Regions from separate parts of the Homo sapiens genome. Here region 1 is linked to region 2. Evidence: read pairs that join two places in POLR2A ChIA-PET (ENCODE). Cell type or tissue: OCI-LY7. All regions are shown on one strand. Links, peaks and the distances in the headings refer to the core of each region. The heading gives the core; the rest is flanking DNA. Region 1 overlaps BICD2 (BICD cargo adaptor 2). Region 2 overlaps WNK2 (WNK lysine deficient protein kinase 2).

Region 1 (8,332 bases), core at 93-8,092, 530 kb before region 2:
TGTTTTTTTTGAGATAGAGTCGCTCTGTTGCCCAGGCTGGAGTGCAGTGGCGAGATCTCAGCTCACTGCAACCTCTGCCTCTTGGGTTCAAGCAATTCTCCTGCCTCAGCCTCCCAAGAAGGTGGGACTACAGGCACACACCACCAAGCCTGGCTAATTTTTGTATTTTTAGTAGAGATGAGGTTTCACCATGTTGGCCAGGGTGGTTGGTTTTTTGTTGTTGTTGTTGTTGTTGTTGTTGTTGTTTTGAGACAGAGTCTTACTCTGTCCCCCAGGTTGGAATGCAGTGGTACAATCTCGGCTCACTGCAACCTCGGCTTCCTGGGTTCAAGTGATTCTCCTGCCTCAGTCTTCCAAGTAGCTGGGACTGCAGACACCTGGGACCACGCCCGGCTAATTTTTGCATTTTTAGTAGAGACGGGTTTTCGTCATGTTGGCCAGGCTGGCTCCTGACCTCAGGTGATCTATCCTCCTTGGCCTCCCAAAGTGCTAGGATTACAGGTGTGAGCCACTGAGCCCAGCCCTAACTTAAGTAACTTTGGAAATAAGTAGAGTCTATAAGACTAAAGGCAAAAGAATTACACAAAAGCACTGTAACTCTAGTTGATAAAATTGTTTCCCATGGGGACCCAGGTTAACAATTCTGTTACTGCTGTACATGTGAACTGGAATGAAACAATTAAGTTACTGGATGGTGGATGGTGGGAGCCAGGTGTCTCACTGTTGGAGTGGGAGGTTACAGATAAGCAAGGGAAGGTGGTAAGAACGATCTACGTGGTAATGGATTACAGTTCTTACATCAGTATGAACTCATGGTTAACTAAATATACATACAGGTGTATTTATTGACATATGTATATACATGGGTTAGTATACACTAACTGCATTTTTTTTTTTTTTTGAGATGGAGTTTTGCTCCTGTCGCCCAGGCTGGAGTGTAATGATGCGATCTTGGCACACTGCAACCTCCGCCTCCTGGGTTCAAGTAATTCTCCTGCCTCAGCCTCCTGGGTAGCTGGGATTACAGGCGCCCACCACCACGAACAGCTAATTTTTGTATTTTTAGTAGAGACGAGGTTTCCCCATGTTGGCCAGGCTGGTCTCGAACTCCTAACCTCACGTGATCCACCCGCCTCGGCCTCCCAAAGTGCTGGGATTACAGGCATGAGCCACTGCGCCCAGCCACTAACTAACTGCATGTTCAAAACAATCTCCTTGTTCTGTTGCTGACAGGCCTTAAATCAAAGACACCCTAATAGCAATGAGCACACATAGCAACCAGATCTTGGTTTCTAACATCTTTCTCAACTAAAGAAACCAGGGCTTCTTGGGGTAAATAGCTGATTCTAGGACTGAGGGAGGAAACAGATAAGCCTGCAACATCTTGTAGTGCCAGAAAGGAAGGAAGCACTTTAAAAAAAAAAAAAGAGGCACCATGATGTGGTATGTTAAAGGGGGTATAAGAGCCATCTGAAAGAGCTCTCAAGAGCCAAAGCTGGAGCAATTTGAGCAACAAAATGAGGTAATGTTGGATTATAACCCAAAGTATAAAATAAACTTTCATGGGCTGGGCACAGTGGCTCATGCCTGGAATCCCAGCACTTTAGAAGGCCAAGATAGGAGAAGTACATAAGCCAAGGAATTAAAGACGAGCCTGGGCAACATAATGAGACCATGTACCTACTAAAAAAATCAAAAAATTAGCTAGGGGTGGTGGCACATGCTACTGGGGAGACTGAGGTGGAAAGATCACTTGAGCCCAGGAGGTCAAAGTTGCAGTGAGTCACGATCACACCACTCCACTCCAGCCTGGGCGACAGAGTGAGACCCTGTCCCAAATAAAATAAATAAAATGAACTTTCATGAGTCTACATTGATATAATAAACAAGAGTGGGAGGGAGGGAAAAGTCTGCCATGCAGAAAAATCGCAAATAATTTATGTAGATAGCACCCTGCCCTCAAAGAGGTGGAGCAAACTCCCTACTCAAGTATGGGTTATGCACAGTAATTTCCTTCCCGAGAATACAGTATGGACAGGAAGAGAAAGAATAACTTTAGAGTGGCGGTCAGGTGATCAAGGTCAACAGCAGCAGTGACAGGTCATGCTGACAATACACACTCTTGATATGTGATGAGAAGGGCATTTACTTCTGTGATCTTCCTCCCCCAAACCCATAATCCCAATCTAACCACGAGAAAAAACATCAGACAAATTCCAAGTGAAAAACATTCTACTAAACACCTGATCAATCTTCTTGAAAACTGTCAAGGTCATCAAGAACAGGGAAGGTCTGAGAAACTGTCACAGTCAACTGGAGCCTAAGGAGACACAACAACTAAATGTAATGTGATATCCTAGACAATACTTGGGACAGAAAAAGGACATCAGGTAAAAACTAAGGCAATCTGAATAAAGTATTCATAATAATGCCATGATATTGGTTCATCCATTGTAACAAATATACCACACTAATGTACAATGTTATAATAAGGAGGCAGCTGGGTGTGGGGTATACAGCAACTCTGTACTATTTTTCAAATTTTTCTATAAATCTAAAAATTTTCTAAAGTAGTTCATTTTTTAAAATTAATGATAAAAGGGCAGCACAGTTTTTTATTTTATTTTATTTTTTTTGAGACGGAGTCTTGCTCTGTCGCCCAGGCTGGAGTGCAGTGGCGCAATCTCAGCTCACCACAAGCTCCGCCTTCCGGGTTCACATCATTCTCCTGCCTCAGCCTCCTGAGTAGCTGGGACTACAGGCACCCGCCACCAAGGCCGGCTAATTTTTTTGTATTTTTAGTAGAGATGGGGTTTCACCGTGTTAGCCAGGATGGTCTCGATCTCCTGACCTCATGATCCGCCTGCCTCGTCCTCCCAAAGTGCTGGGATTACAGGCGTGAGCCACCGTGCCCGGCCGGTAGCACAGTTTTATACACGTTCAATGGCTTAAAGACACATAAGTCTGTAATTCCAGCACCTTGGGAGGCTGAGACAGGCGGATCACGAGGTCAGGAGATCAAGACCATCCCAGCTAACACCGTGAAACCCCGTCACTACTAAAAATACAAAAAAATTAGCCGGGCATGGTGGCGGGTGCCTGTAGTCGGAGCTACTCGGGAGGCTGAGGCAGGAGAATGGCGTGAACCCGGGAGGCGGAGCTTGCAGTAAGCCAAGATCGCGCCACTGCACTCCAGCCTGGGCGAGAGAGCAAGACTACATCTCAAAAAAAAAAAAAAAGACACATAAGTGCTACAATACACATGACACTTTATCTTAAGAAGCCCTGAGGTTTGCCAGTGGGTGTGATGTCACGGCTGGCAACTCATCAGCTACCTGAGGTGGTAGAAGGTGGGTGTTCTGAAATGGAATGGGAAGCTGTAGGTGCGTGTATCCTGTGTATCCTCACATAGCTCAGGTAGGCCGGGTGCAGGGCTCTGTGTACACTAGTGTTTTTTGAGGAGAAAACTGTACGTAGGCAAATACAAAATTCTCATCGTGTTCAAACTGTTCCCTCATATATCAATCAGTCTGGAACAAATTTACATTTTCAAAAGACACGTTATAGCAGAACTGTGCTTCACAGAAGTAATAAAATTGGCCTGATCCAATCAGTGAACAGGGAAGTGCAACTTAAACCACAATGAGATGCCATTATCTGTTATGGGAAGTCAGGGACCCCAAACAGAGAGACCGGCTGAAGCCATGGCAGAAGAACGTGGATTGTGAAGATTTCATGGACATTTATTAGTTCCCCAAATTAATACTTTTGTAATTTCTTATGCCTGTCTTTACTGCAATCTCTAAACATAAATTGTGAAGATTTCATGTACACTTATCACTTCCCCAATCAATACCCTTGTGATTTCCTATGCCTGTCTTTACTTTAATCTCTTAATCCTGTCAGCTGAGAAGGATGTATGTCACCTCAGGACCCTGTAATAATTGCATTAACTGCACAAATTGTACAGCATGTGTGTTTGAGCAATATGAAATGTGGGCACCTTGAAAAAAAGAACAGGATAACAGCAATTGTTCAGGGAACAAGAGAGATAACCTTAAACTCTGACCACTGGTGAGCCGGGCAGAACAGAGCCATATTTCTCTTCTTTCAAAAGCAAATGGGAGAAATATCACTGAATTCTTTTTCTCAGCATGGAACGTCCCTGAGAAAGAGAATGCACACCTAGGGGTAGGTCTCTGAACTGGCCCCCCTGGGGCATACCTGTCTCTTATGGTCGAGATTGCAGAGGTGAGATAGACTCCAGTTTCCCATAGCGCTCCCAGGCTTATTAGGAAGAGGAAATTCCCGCCTAATAAATTTTGGTCAGACCAGTTGATCTCAAAACCCTGTCTCCTGATAAGATGTTATCAATAACAATGGTGCCCGAAACTTCATTAGCAATTTTAATTTCGCCTCGGTCCTGTGGTCCTGTGATCTTGCCCTGCCTCCACTTGCCTCATGATATTCTATTACCTTGTAAAGTACTTGATGTCTGTGACCCACACCTATTCGCACACTCCCTCCCCTTTTGAAACTCCCTAATAAAAACTTGCTGGTTTTTGCGGCTTGTGGGGCATCACGGAACCTACCGACATGTGATGTCTCCCCCGGATGCCCAGCTTTAAAATTTCTCTCTTTTGTACTCTGTCCCTTTATTTCTCAAGCTGGCCGACACTTAAGGAAAATGAAAAGAACTTACGTGAATATCGGGGCATGTTCCCCGATAATTATCTTAGGTCACATTTTAGGACACCCAAGGAATCCCCTAGGCTTATGGACATGCTTGTCATCAACCAGCCCTTACACCCCAGCATGTTGTGAGGGTGGTACTGAGGGAACATGGGTGTGAGGAAGAAGGGCAGAGCAAAGCAGATGGGGAGCCCAGGCAGCAGGCAACACATGCCTGCAAAGCAGCTGCGTCCTGGGCCTGAGCCCGCCATGATGCTGTCACTAGAGGGAGAAATTGATCCACCTCCAAGGGCGTCAGGAATGCACTGGCCTAAAACAAGGAAACTGAGGCCCAGAGAGGGGAGAGACTGGCTCCAGGTCACAGAAGTCAAGCCAAGAATGGCTGAGTCCACTGCCATGCTAGTAAGAGTATGAGTGGTCCTCACTATGACCTCAGCACCCTCAATGGTAGGACAGTGACAATACTAGTTCCTCCCTTCTGGTTTAGAAGGGCTTGGCATCTACACCCACTAGATGACAACATCACCTCAGGTGGGCAGAGCTCCACAGTAAAGGCTGGGGCGACAGATGAACCAGAATAGGTGATGACAATGCAGCAATGCAAGAGCCAAGCCATGATGCATCAGCTGAAGGAGGCACCCTGGCTACTTTTTTTTTTTTTTTGTCTGAGACGGAGTCTCGCTCTGTTGCCCAGGCTGGAGTGCAGTGGCACGATCTCGGCTCACTGCAAGCTCCGCCTCCCGGGTTCATGCCATTCTCCTGCCTCAGCCTCCCAAGTAGCTGGGACTACAGGTGCCTGCCACCAAGCCCGGCTAATTTTTTGTATTTTTAGTAGAGACGGGGTTTCACCGTGTTAGCCAGGATGGTCTCGATCTGCTGACCTCGTGATCCGCCTGCCTCAGCCTCCCAAAGTGCTGGGATTACAGGCGTGAGCCACTGCGCCCGGCCCCTGGCTAATATTTTAAAAAAGAAAAGAGAGGCCAGGCACAGTGGCTCACGCCTGTAATCCCAGCACTTTGGGAGGCCGAGGCAGGCAGATCATGAGGTCAGGAGTTCAAGACCTGCCTAACAGGATGAAACCCTGTCTCTACTAAAAATACAAAAGTTAGCCAGACGTGGTGGTGCACGCCTGTAATCCCAGCTACTCAGGAGGCTCAGGCAGGAGAATCGCTTGAACCCGGGAGGCAGAGGTTGCAGTGAGCAGACATCGCGCCACTGCACTACAGCCTGGGCAACAGAGTGAGACTCCGTCTCAAAAAAAAAAAAAGGAAATAAAAGAGAAAGACAAGAGTAAGGTGTCTGGCAGGGGCAGATAAAGTGGGAATCTCCGCCTACCGGCACCCTCCACAGCATAAAAATAGAGTAGCCAGGGCTAATGCCAGTGCAGTATGAAAGGGGACAGGACAGGCCACACATGGCGCTGTCTTTAAAATGACAAGGTCTGTAATCCTAGCACCTTGCTGGGCCGAGGCAGACTGATTGCCTGAACTCAGGAATTCAAGACCAGCCCGGGCAACATGGTGAAACCCCGCCTCTACTAAAATACAAAAAATTAGCCAGGTGTGGCAGTGTGCACCTATGGTCCCAGCTACTTTGGAGGCTGAGGTAGGAGAGTTGCTTGAACACAGGAGGCAGAGATTGCAGTGAGCCAAGATCACGCCACTGCACTCCAGCCTGGGCGACAGAACGAGACTGTCTCCAAAAAAAAAAAAAAAAAAAAAAAAAAATTGAGAAGGCCTTCAACCAAATGCAACCTGCAGATCCTGCTTGGCTTCTGAAGAAACAAAGTAACTGTAAAATGAAATTTATGAGCCAAACTGGGGAAATCCAAACACTGACTGGACAACAGATGACACTAAAGAATTTTTGTTAGTTTCTTAGGTGTGAAAGTTCAACAATGGTTAAGTTTTGTAAGAAAAGATTCTATTTTCTATTAGCTGGGCATGGTGGCAGGCGCCTATAGTCCCAGCTACTGCGGGGGGGCGGGGGGGAGCTGAGGCAGGAGAATGGTGTGAACCCAGGAGGCGGAGCTTGCAGTAAGCCGAGATCGCGCCATTGTACTCCAGCCTGGGTGACAGAGTGAGACTCCATCTCAAAAAAAAAAAGAAAAGATTCTATTTTCTTAGCAAAACAACTGATATACTTACAGACACAGCTACACAGGATGAACTGCGGTAGAAACAAGACCGGCCACAGCTGCAAACTGCAGGTGCAGGGCAGGAGCATACATGGACTCACTCTATTACTCTCTCCACCTTTGATTATGTGGAAACATCCAACAAAGAAGGTGGCTTTAAAAAATGAGTAAAGGCTGGGCGCGGTGGCTCACGCCTGTAATCCCAGCACTTTGGGAGGCTGAGGCGAGTGGATCATCTGAGGTCAACAGTTTGAGACCAGTCTGACCAACATGGTGAAACCTCATCTCTACTAAAAATACAAAAATTAGCCGGGCGTGGTGGTGGGCTCCTGTAATCCCAGCTACTCGGGAGGCTGAGGCAGGAGAATTGCTTGAACCTGGAAGGCAGAGTTTGCAGTGAGTCGAGATCGTGCCACTGCACTCCACGCTGGGCAACAGAGCTAGACTCTGTCTCAAATAATAATAATAATAATAATAATAATATGAATAAATAAATAAATAAGTAAATAATGAGTAAAGCAGCCAGGCGCAGTGGCTCACGCCTGTAATCCCAGCACTTTGGGAGGCTGAGGCAGGCAGATCACCCGAGGTCAGGAGTTCGAGACCAGCCTGGCTAACATGGAGAAACCTCGTCTCTACTAAAAATACAAAAATTAGCCAGGTGTGGTGGCGCGCACCTGTAATCCCAGCTACTCAGGAGGCTGAGGCATGAGAATCACTTGAACTCGGGAAGCAGAGGTTACAGTGAGCCAAGATCGAGCTACTGTACTCCAGCCTGGGCAACATAACAAGACTCCGTCTCAAAAAAAAAAAAAAAAAGGCTGGGCGTGGTGGCTCATGCCTGTAATCCCAGCACTTTGGGAGGCCAAGGCAGGCGGATCACCTGAGGTCAGGAGTTCGAGACCAGCCTGACCAACATGGAGAAACCCCATCTCTACTAAAAATACAAAAAAAATTAGCCGGGCATGGTGGCACATGCCTATAATCCCAGCTACTAGGGAGGCTGAGGCAGGAGAATCGCTGGAACCTGGGAGGCGGAGGTTGTGGTGAGCCAAGATCGCGCCATTGCACTCCAGCCTGGGCAACAAAAGCGAAACTCCGTCTCAAAAAAAAAAAAGCAAACTATAGATCAGGCGTGGTAGCTCACATCTCTAATCCCAACACTTTGCAGGCCAAGGCGGGAGGATCGCTCAAGCCCAGGAGTTCAAGAGCAGCCTGGGCAACACAGTGAGACCCTGACTCTACCAAAATAAATAAATAATAATAATAATAAATTAAAAAGTAAAAAGCCAACTATAAAAAGCAAACCATGACAATTATTTCATATAGTAACACAACAGTATAAGTTAGAAGTACCACAGAACCTCTGGATCCACAGAAACCTTCCTGTCTTTATCTACTTGAATTAAACCTGCTTTTATGTATCTCAGAGTAGCAACAAACTAACTTTAACAAAAAACAACTATTACAGATGCACAAAGCCTTTCCCCTGTGTTTGATGGT
Region 2 (8,332 bases), core at 319-8,318:
GATATGTGCAACTTATTGTAGCAGTTATACCTAAATAAAGCTATTAAGATCCAAACAGCAGTAACAGAGCATGTCAGCAGAGGTTCCCAATGGTGGAGTTATCAGACTGAGAACTAAGTTTGCCTACTGCATTAAAAGAAACAAATGACTAGATTGAAATTTTTGTCAAAGAATTAGAAACTATGCCAAAAAAAAAGCTAAATGGAAGTTGTAGAACTGAAAAATACATTAGTTAAAATTAAGACATCAGAGGATGGATTGTACACTGCCAGAGAGAGAATCGGCAAGCTCTAAAGAAACTAAAGTAAAATAAGGATAATGAAAACAGTAGAAAATAGAAAAGAGGTGCTAAGAAATATAGAGATTACAGTGAGATGGTCAAACATCATGTAATTGGAGTCCCAGAAAACAAGAGAATGCAGCAAAAACAAGTTTGAAGAGATAATGCAGAGAATTGGAAGGCATGAAGCCACTAATTCAAGAAACTTCCAAACTCTGTAAGTTAAAAAAGAAATCTGCACTTACATATATCATAAAGTGCTGAAAATCAAAGGCACATGGGAAAATTTAAAGGATGCCCAAGAAAAAACAGGTCCTTTAAAGGTTTGGAAGCCCCTGTCTCAGTACAGATAACATATGCCAGTGGACAAGGAATAGTGCTGTCCTCGCAGTGCTGAAGGAAATAAGCCCCAACCTCAAATATCGGTAAAAGGATCTGACTTCCATGAAGATGAAATGAAGAGAAAAGCAGTCATCACCTTCACAGCTCAATTAAAGAAATACTAAAGGGAATATTTTTAGACAGAAGAACAATGACTGCAGATGAAAGGCCAGAATGCAGGTAGGAACAAAAACTGATGGAATTATAAATGTATGAGTAGATCTAAGTGAATTTTGACTGGATGAAAAAATAATGTCTTGAGGTTTAAAATGTTTGGCATGTTAAAATGCATGAAAATGGGGCATATTTATCAGGAGGCAGGAAATGCATTTAAAGGGCTCCAGGATTCCATGTTGCCTAGGCAGAGAGCCAAATCAAGAATGCAAATGATAGTCTCTAGAATAACCCCTGTGAGACTCGTAGAATAGCAGATAACCTCCACACTTGTGGAGGGGGCAGGTGGGGAAGGAATTTTTTAAAATATGGCAAAGAAGGAAAGAAACAGCAACACTGAACATGGAGAACACATAGAAATCTTTAGTAAGATGCTAGTTTTAACCCAAGTAGATCAGTAATTAAATGTAAATGGACTAAATCTCAAAGATTCTCAAAAGTGAAAAAAAAAAAACAGAACAAAGACATAAGATTATAAAAAGATTAAGAGTAAAAAACAAAAATGGAAAAAGAGCACACTAATACTCACCTAGAGGAAGCTAATGTCTATATTTTTATATCAATGTAGATTTTAAGGCAAAAACATAATGGTGAAAGATTCAACTGGCCAGGAAGATATAATAATTTAATGTTTGCTTATATTTAGTAATAAGCCCTCAAAATGCATAAAATAAAAATTAACACAACTAAAACAAATGGAGCAATTTACAATCATGGGAGATTTCAGCTTTTGGAATAGGAGACACTCAGTAGGGATAGAGAAAATTTCAACCACAGAATTAGTATCTTATATATACAGGACACTGTACTCAGTAGCTGAAGAATGCACTGTTTTTTCATGCACACAGAATATTTTTAATTTAACTTTACGCAGACCCAAAACAAATCTCAACAAGTTTCAAAGAATCAAAATCACTTGATGCATGCTTTTGATTAAAGTTGGAAGTAAACCCAAGCTCATTAACTAGAAGATAACTAGAAAATATCCACATTTGATAGTTAAGCAGTGCATTTATAAATATCTCATTCGGCAAAGAAGAAATTACAATGGAAACTAATAAAACATTCTGAATGATGATATGAACATCATGCTAATGAAAATATTACGTATCAAAATTTGTGAAATGCAGTTAACAGCATATTGAGCAGAAACTTTGTAGCCTTTAAATGCATATATTGGACAGGAGAAAAGTCTGATAGTAATAAAAGTATGTAGTGCAAAAAGTTAGCATAAGAGAAAATGGAACCCAAATAAAGAAAGGAGAAAGTAAAATAGATAAGAACATAAATTAATGAAATAGTAAACAAATATACAATAGGGTATCAACAGAGCTTAGCAACGGTTCTTTGAAATGGCTCATAGCATTAGTAAGCCCCCTGTGATGAGACTGACTAAAGGAGAGAGAAAGACATAAGTAATCAATATTAGGGATGAAAAGGGGGAGACACTGCTACAGTCCTACAAACATTAAGACAAATATAAGAATTTGAAAATTTCTTTGGATTATGTCTTAGGGAACTACAACTTACCAAACTTAAGAAGAAATAGAAAATCTGAAAGGTGCTATAAACATTAAAAAGTCAAATCAGTCATTAGAAGCCTTCTCATGTCTACCCTTCATGGTGACAAGATTGCTGGAACAACTCAGTGTGTATAGTCTTTCAGGTAGAAAATAGAGACCCTTTTTGAAAGGTTTCATACATCTGGCCCTGACTCCCATTATGCAGAACAAGGACACATTCTCTAAAGCAGTTGTGGCTGGTGGCTGGAATGTACACTGACTTGTGCCCAAATTGCAGGCATAGCCCTGGAGTTAAAGTAGGGGACAGTTGTTCCCAAGAGGAAATTTGGAGTGCCACTACCCAACAAGGAAGCAAATGGATGCTGCATAGTTAAAAAACCAAGAAGTGTTCACGATAATGAGAAAGATGGACTCACTCAAATGTTAGGGAAAGAGAAATCATAGTTGAAGAAAAGGCAGTGAGAAAGAAATCAGGCACATATGTTTGGACCTCTTGGCCTCCATCTCAGTGAGTGTCAACACACAGAGGTGTGTATAAGGGGGAAAAACCCTTCCTATAAGGAAAAGTTTCAGCTTGATGGCTTTACCACAGATACTTAAGTGAGAAATAATTCTGATCTAACCCAACTCGTCCAGAGAACAAAGAAGCTTGTTTTATCAAACTAGCGTAACTTTGACACAAAAATCTGACTGAGAACATTATAAAATAGGAAGATAACAGGTCAATCTCTTCCTCTCCCATCAACACTTGCAAAATACTAAACAAAATAGTAGCAAATTAAATCTAGTGATACATGAAAAGAGTATGTATGACAAGTTACTAAGTTGCAGTGATTTCAGAATGCAAGGTTGGTTTAACTTAATTCGAATAAATTTATTCACTATATCCCAATAGATGGGAAATTCTGTTTTTACAAAAAACAAACAAAACAAAACCAGCAAATATTCTTAATGGTGAAATGTGGAATGCTTTCTCTTTGAGATGGGGAACAAGATAAGGATGCCTATTCTCAGCACTTCTATTAAGTATCCTGTGTCCTAGATATTGCAGGGGAGCGGGGGGTGGGCAGGAAAGGAAGGGAAGGGGGAGAGGTAAAAAGGGAGAAAGAAAAAGAAGGGAAAGCAGTGGGACTGAAGAAGCTCACGCCCTGCTTCATGCAGGTAAATCTGGATTTCTGGGGGTAGGACCCAACCTGCAGCCCAGTTTAAGAGCCAATGCCCTGACCACTTTTTGTAAATATGTATAAGGAAGTGTCATGGTGGTGTCACAAACACTTTATTTTTCATTTGAAGAAAATGCCATTGATTTCTAAACAAGGTCTTCCAAAGAAAATGTTTGCTTATTTGAGTTGATACCAACTTGAGGTTGGTGTTTTTCTATTATCTACTCCAATATCAACCACTCTGTAAATGGAAATAAATACATAATGCATGTCACATAGTAGACACGCAGAGCTGAATGATTGTTCTGATCAATATAATTCTATATAATGTTACATAAAAGGTAATATTCCTTTTAGCATTACTATTTTTTGTTAAGAATTTGGACAAAGCAAGATAACTTCTTTGACTCAGAAGCTCTACCTATAAAATTACTGGGCTAAATAGCAGTTATTTCCAAGGAATACATTTGCTAAAACTCTTTCTATTTTGAAGTAGAAATAATCGTGGCCTTTTGGTAACACTATAATTTTATCATTTTGCCTCAATATCTAATGGTATTAAAACAATTACTGTTTTAAAAAGTGATAAGGATTGGAAAGGAAGAAATAAAACTACCACTGTTGGCTGATAACATGATTATATACATAGAGATTTAAATTTACAGATAAATTGGAATTAATAAGTTAGCAAAGTAGCTACAGACTGCAGTTATCTTTCTGTATACCAACAACAATCAGAAAATAAAGAATATTGAAAAATTCAATTTATAGTAACACAAAAATGCCAAACACCAGTGTATGAATCTAACGAAAAGTATGTAACATCTGTATACCAAAAACTACAAAACATTGAGAGAAATTTTAAAAAGAAATGAGTAGGAAGATATGTACCATATTCATGGACTGGAAGATTCAGTATTATAAACACTTCTTCCCAAACAGATCTGCAGATTCAGATTCTAACAATTTCTAAATGAGCATCAACACACTGATTATATACTCTTTACAGAAATGCAAAAACCAGTAAAAACCAAGACAGCTTCTAGGGGAAGGATACCATTCTCCCAGATGTTGTGACTCATATAAACCTGGAGTCACAGAGACAATCTGGTCCTAGAACAAGGGTAGAGAAATTGAGCAATGGAGTCAAGCCAGCTCAGAAGCAGGCCCACATCTTTGGACACGTGGTTGACAAGAAAGGTCCGATTGTCAAACAGTGGAGACCGGGTGGTCTTCTCAACAGAAAGAGTTGGGATAGTAGGCTGTCCACACAGGGAGATGATCCTCATACCACACACAAAACTCAGTAACAAGTCGCTTGTGAATCTCAATGTAAAAGGGAAAACAGTAAAGTTCCTAGAAGTAATAAGAGGCAGTATCATTATGGCCCCCACGTAGAACACATACGTTAAAGTTCAACAAAATATGCAAATGGAAAGACTGGCTAAAAATTGGTTAAATTTGACTGTATTAAAATAAAAAACTATTGTTTATCAAAAGACACCACTAATCGAGCACATAGGCGAGTCACGGAGCGAGAGATTCTGTAGTACAGATAGCCCCCAGACAGTTCTCTACCCAGCATCATGAAGAACCACAAATTAAAAAGAAAAGAATGACAGCTCTGTAGAAAAGCAGGCAAGAGACTTGAACAGGTGTGTCCTAAAAGAAGATACCCAGATGGCCAGTGAACACAGGAGAAGGTACTCAATTGAATTAAGTATTATCAGGGAAATGCAAATCAAAACCACACTGAGCTATCACCTCACACCTGTTAAGATCACTGCTCTCAAAAACAAAGGACTGCAAGTATTGGCCAGGATGTGGAGAGAGGGGACCTTTGTGCAGTGTGGTGTGAGTGTAAATTACTACAACCATTATGGAAAACAATGTGGACCTTCCTCAAAAAATTAAAATAGAACTACCGTATGATCCAGCAATCCCACTGCTGGGTATATATTCAAGATAATTGAAAACAAGGTTTGGAAGAAATACCTGCTCTCCTGTGTTCATTGCAGCGTTATTCACAATAGCCAAGATATGGAAACAACCTAAGTGTCTTCACAGATGAATGGATAAAGAAAATGTGATATGTTTGCACAGTGGAGTACTGTTTAACCACAAAAACAAGGAAACTACCATTTGCGACGACATGGATGAACCTACAGGACATTATGCTATATGAAATAAGCCAGGCACAGAAAGACTACACGATTCATTCCTCTCATATGCAGTATCTAAAACAGTCAAAGTCAAAAACAGTCAAAGCAGAGAGCAGAATGGAAGTTGCCAGCAGCTGGAGGGAGAGGGAAACGGAGTTACCATTGAGGGCATAAAGTTTCAGTTATATAAGCTGAGTAAGCTCTAGAGCTTTGCCACACAACATAGTGCCTATAGTTAACAATAGAGTATCATGCTTTTAAAAATGTGTTAAGACAGCAGATCTCATCTTAAATGTTTTTTCCATAATTAAAAAACAATAAAGAGCCACAATAAGACGCCATCACACAGCCCTAGGGGTGCTCAGAGGCTGCCGATGGTGGGGGCATTGGCTCCTGCTTGGGGAAGCACCTTGGCACCCTTACATAAAGCTAAAGGGGATCAGTGACCAGCAGCTCCCCAGTGGCGTGTGCCTGGCAGGACACGGGCCTGCACGCACTGTGCCTCAGTGTTAGTCGTGGTCCCACCCAGCCACAGCCCAGTGAGTACCAACACAGAATGGATGCGTGCATCATGGTGCAGTTGTGCAAACAATAACAAGGACACATCTCACAAACACGGTGAGAGAGGCCAGGCACCACAGAATAGAGTACCATTCCATTGATAGAACGTGCAGCACGACCATCATGTTTAGACAGACGAACGGTAAGGCCGGAAAGGAGCAGTGGAGGAAATTTTGGTCAAATTAGTTTACCTTTGTTGGGCCAGGCAGGGGATGGGGACCAAGGGAGTCTGGGGGCACGAGGGAGGGCATCAGGGTCCTATTAATCTCCCCATTCTCACCTTTTATTTTTTGAACAGTTTTCTTTTTTTGTGTTCATTTTCTTTGTGTTTTTTAAAAAGACAAAGTGGGCTGGGCGTGGGGGCTCACACCTGTCATCCCAACACTTTGGGAGGCTGAGGCCAGCGGATTGCTTGAGCCCAGGAGTACAAGACCAGCCTGGGCAACATGGTGAAACCCAGTCTCATATGAAAAATACAAAAATTATCCAGCTGTGGTCCGAGCTACAAGGAAGGCTGAGGTGGGAGGATTGCTTGAGCCCGGGAGGCAGAGGTTGCAGTGAGGCGAGATTGCACCACTGCACTCCAGCCTGGGTGACAGAGCCAGACCATCTCCAAAAAAAAAGAAAGGTCGGGTTGCATTTTCAAGTAAGGAAAACTGGGCTCCAAGGCCAAGTTTGAGAAACACCGTCCTGCCACCTCTCAGATGCCCGCAGTCCCTGTGAGCCTGGTGGAGGCTCCATGAGCTCCTGCACAAGGCACTGGGAGACTTGGTTATACTGCTGGGGTTCTGGATTCCTCCCACAGGGTCACTGACCAGCCCTGGCTGCGCTTCTGACCATACCAAAGACTGGGGGTCTGAAGGCTTCAGGCTCCTGCTCACTCCTGGGCATGGAAGTGTGTACAGCTCACTACTTAAACTCTTTAATTTTGAAATTTCATTGAATAACTTTTGTCCAGTGCAAGATAGACAAGAGCCGTATCTTTCTGGAGCTGTCTGTGCGGGTGAGGGTGTGGACAGACAGATGACAGACAGGCAACAGCCACAGCTGATGGTCACACGCTACAGAAGACACAGAAGGAAGGGTGGTGCTGGTTCAGCCACAAGGGACACTATGGGAACAGGGACCTGGAGTTGCGAAGCTGGTGGCTCAGAGACCTGTGGGAGGCGTTACAGGAAGCAGCAGCCAAGGCTGGGCTGAGCTGCAGGCAGGCAGGAGCCTGGCGTGTCGGGAAACAGAGAAGACCAGCACGCTGGGGCCATGGCCAGCTGTGTAAGGCATCTTTTTAGCCAAGGAAGAAACAGGTAGATAGGACTGGAGTACCCTGGTACAAAGGCATTTTCCCCATTTCTTCTAGATTCAGCGCCCTATAAAGACCAGCTGTCCTCGAAGGAACAACCCAGCTTTCTAGCCAGTCAGCAGCTCCTGAGCCAGGCGGGCCCCAGCAACCCTCCTGGGGCACCCCCAGCCCCTTTGGCCCCCTCCTCCCCTCCTGTGACTGCTCTGCCCCAAGATGGAGCAGCTCCAGCCACCAGCACCATGCCAGAGCCAGCGTCAGGAACTGCCAGCCAGGCAGGGGGTCCAGGGACACCTCAGGGGCTGACCAGTGAGCTCGAGACGTCTCAGCCACTAGCGGAGACTCACGAGGCCCCGCTTGCTGTGCAGCCCCTCGTGGTGGGCCTAGCACCTTGCACTCCAGCTCCAGAGGCTGCCTCAACCAGGGACGCCAGTGCCCCAAGGGAGCCCCTGCCACCTCCTGCACCTGAGCCCAGCCCCCACAGCGGGACCCCACAGCCCGCCTTGGGTCAACCTGCTCCCCTGCTTCCTGCCGCAGTGGGGGCCGTCAGCCTGGCCACCTCCCAGCTCCCAAGCCCACCCCTGGGGCCCACCGTCCCCCCACAGCCACCCTCGGCCCTGGAGTCGGATGGGGAAGGGCCGCCCCCCAGGGTGGGCTTTGTGGACAGCACCATCAAGAGCCTGGACGAGAAGCTGCGGACTCTGCTCTACCAGGAGCACGTGCCCACCTCCTCAGCCTCAGCTGGGACCCCTGTGGAGGTGGGCGACAGAGACTTCACCCTGGAGCCCCTG

The links. Peaks named below come from ENCODE experiments on the same cell type or tissue, not always from the same donor. Only the 100,000 strongest peaks of a DNase experiment are listed, where the experiment ranks them.
Region 1: POLR2A ChIA-PET joins it to region 2 with 15 read pairs; 1 of 35 experiments calls an interaction of 5 or more read pairs at or near these places.

Annotation. Positions count from the first base shown.
Region 1 is chr9:92,750,921-92,759,252 of GRCh38, forward strand. All of the region lies in intron 1 of BICD2 (BICD cargo adaptor 2), which reads right to left. Among named protein-coding and RNA genes, the nearest start is that of BICD2, 9.7 kb to the right of the region's middle. RefSeq lists an enhancer at 2,090-2,139 and a silencer at 3,473-3,673. In OCI-LY7, for the core only: no CTCF peak of the experiment used is centred there; a DNase peak (open chromatin) is centred at 6,881; H3K4me3 peaks cover 781 bases; H3K27ac peaks cover 1,808 bases.
Region 2 is chr9:93,281,187-93,289,518 of GRCh38, forward strand. WNK2 (WNK lysine deficient protein kinase 2) reads left to right here. Exons shown (of 30, transcript NM_006648.4): 20 at 7,602-8,332. Among named protein-coding and RNA genes, the nearest start is that of WNK2, 100 kb to the left of the region's middle. RefSeq lists an enhancer at 7,464-8,260. In OCI-LY7, for the core only: a CTCF peak has its summit at 7,226; DNase peaks (open chromatin) are centred at 3,205, 5,235, 5,665, 6,175 and 1 weaker place; H3K4me3 peaks cover 4,577 bases; H3K27ac peaks cover 8,000 bases.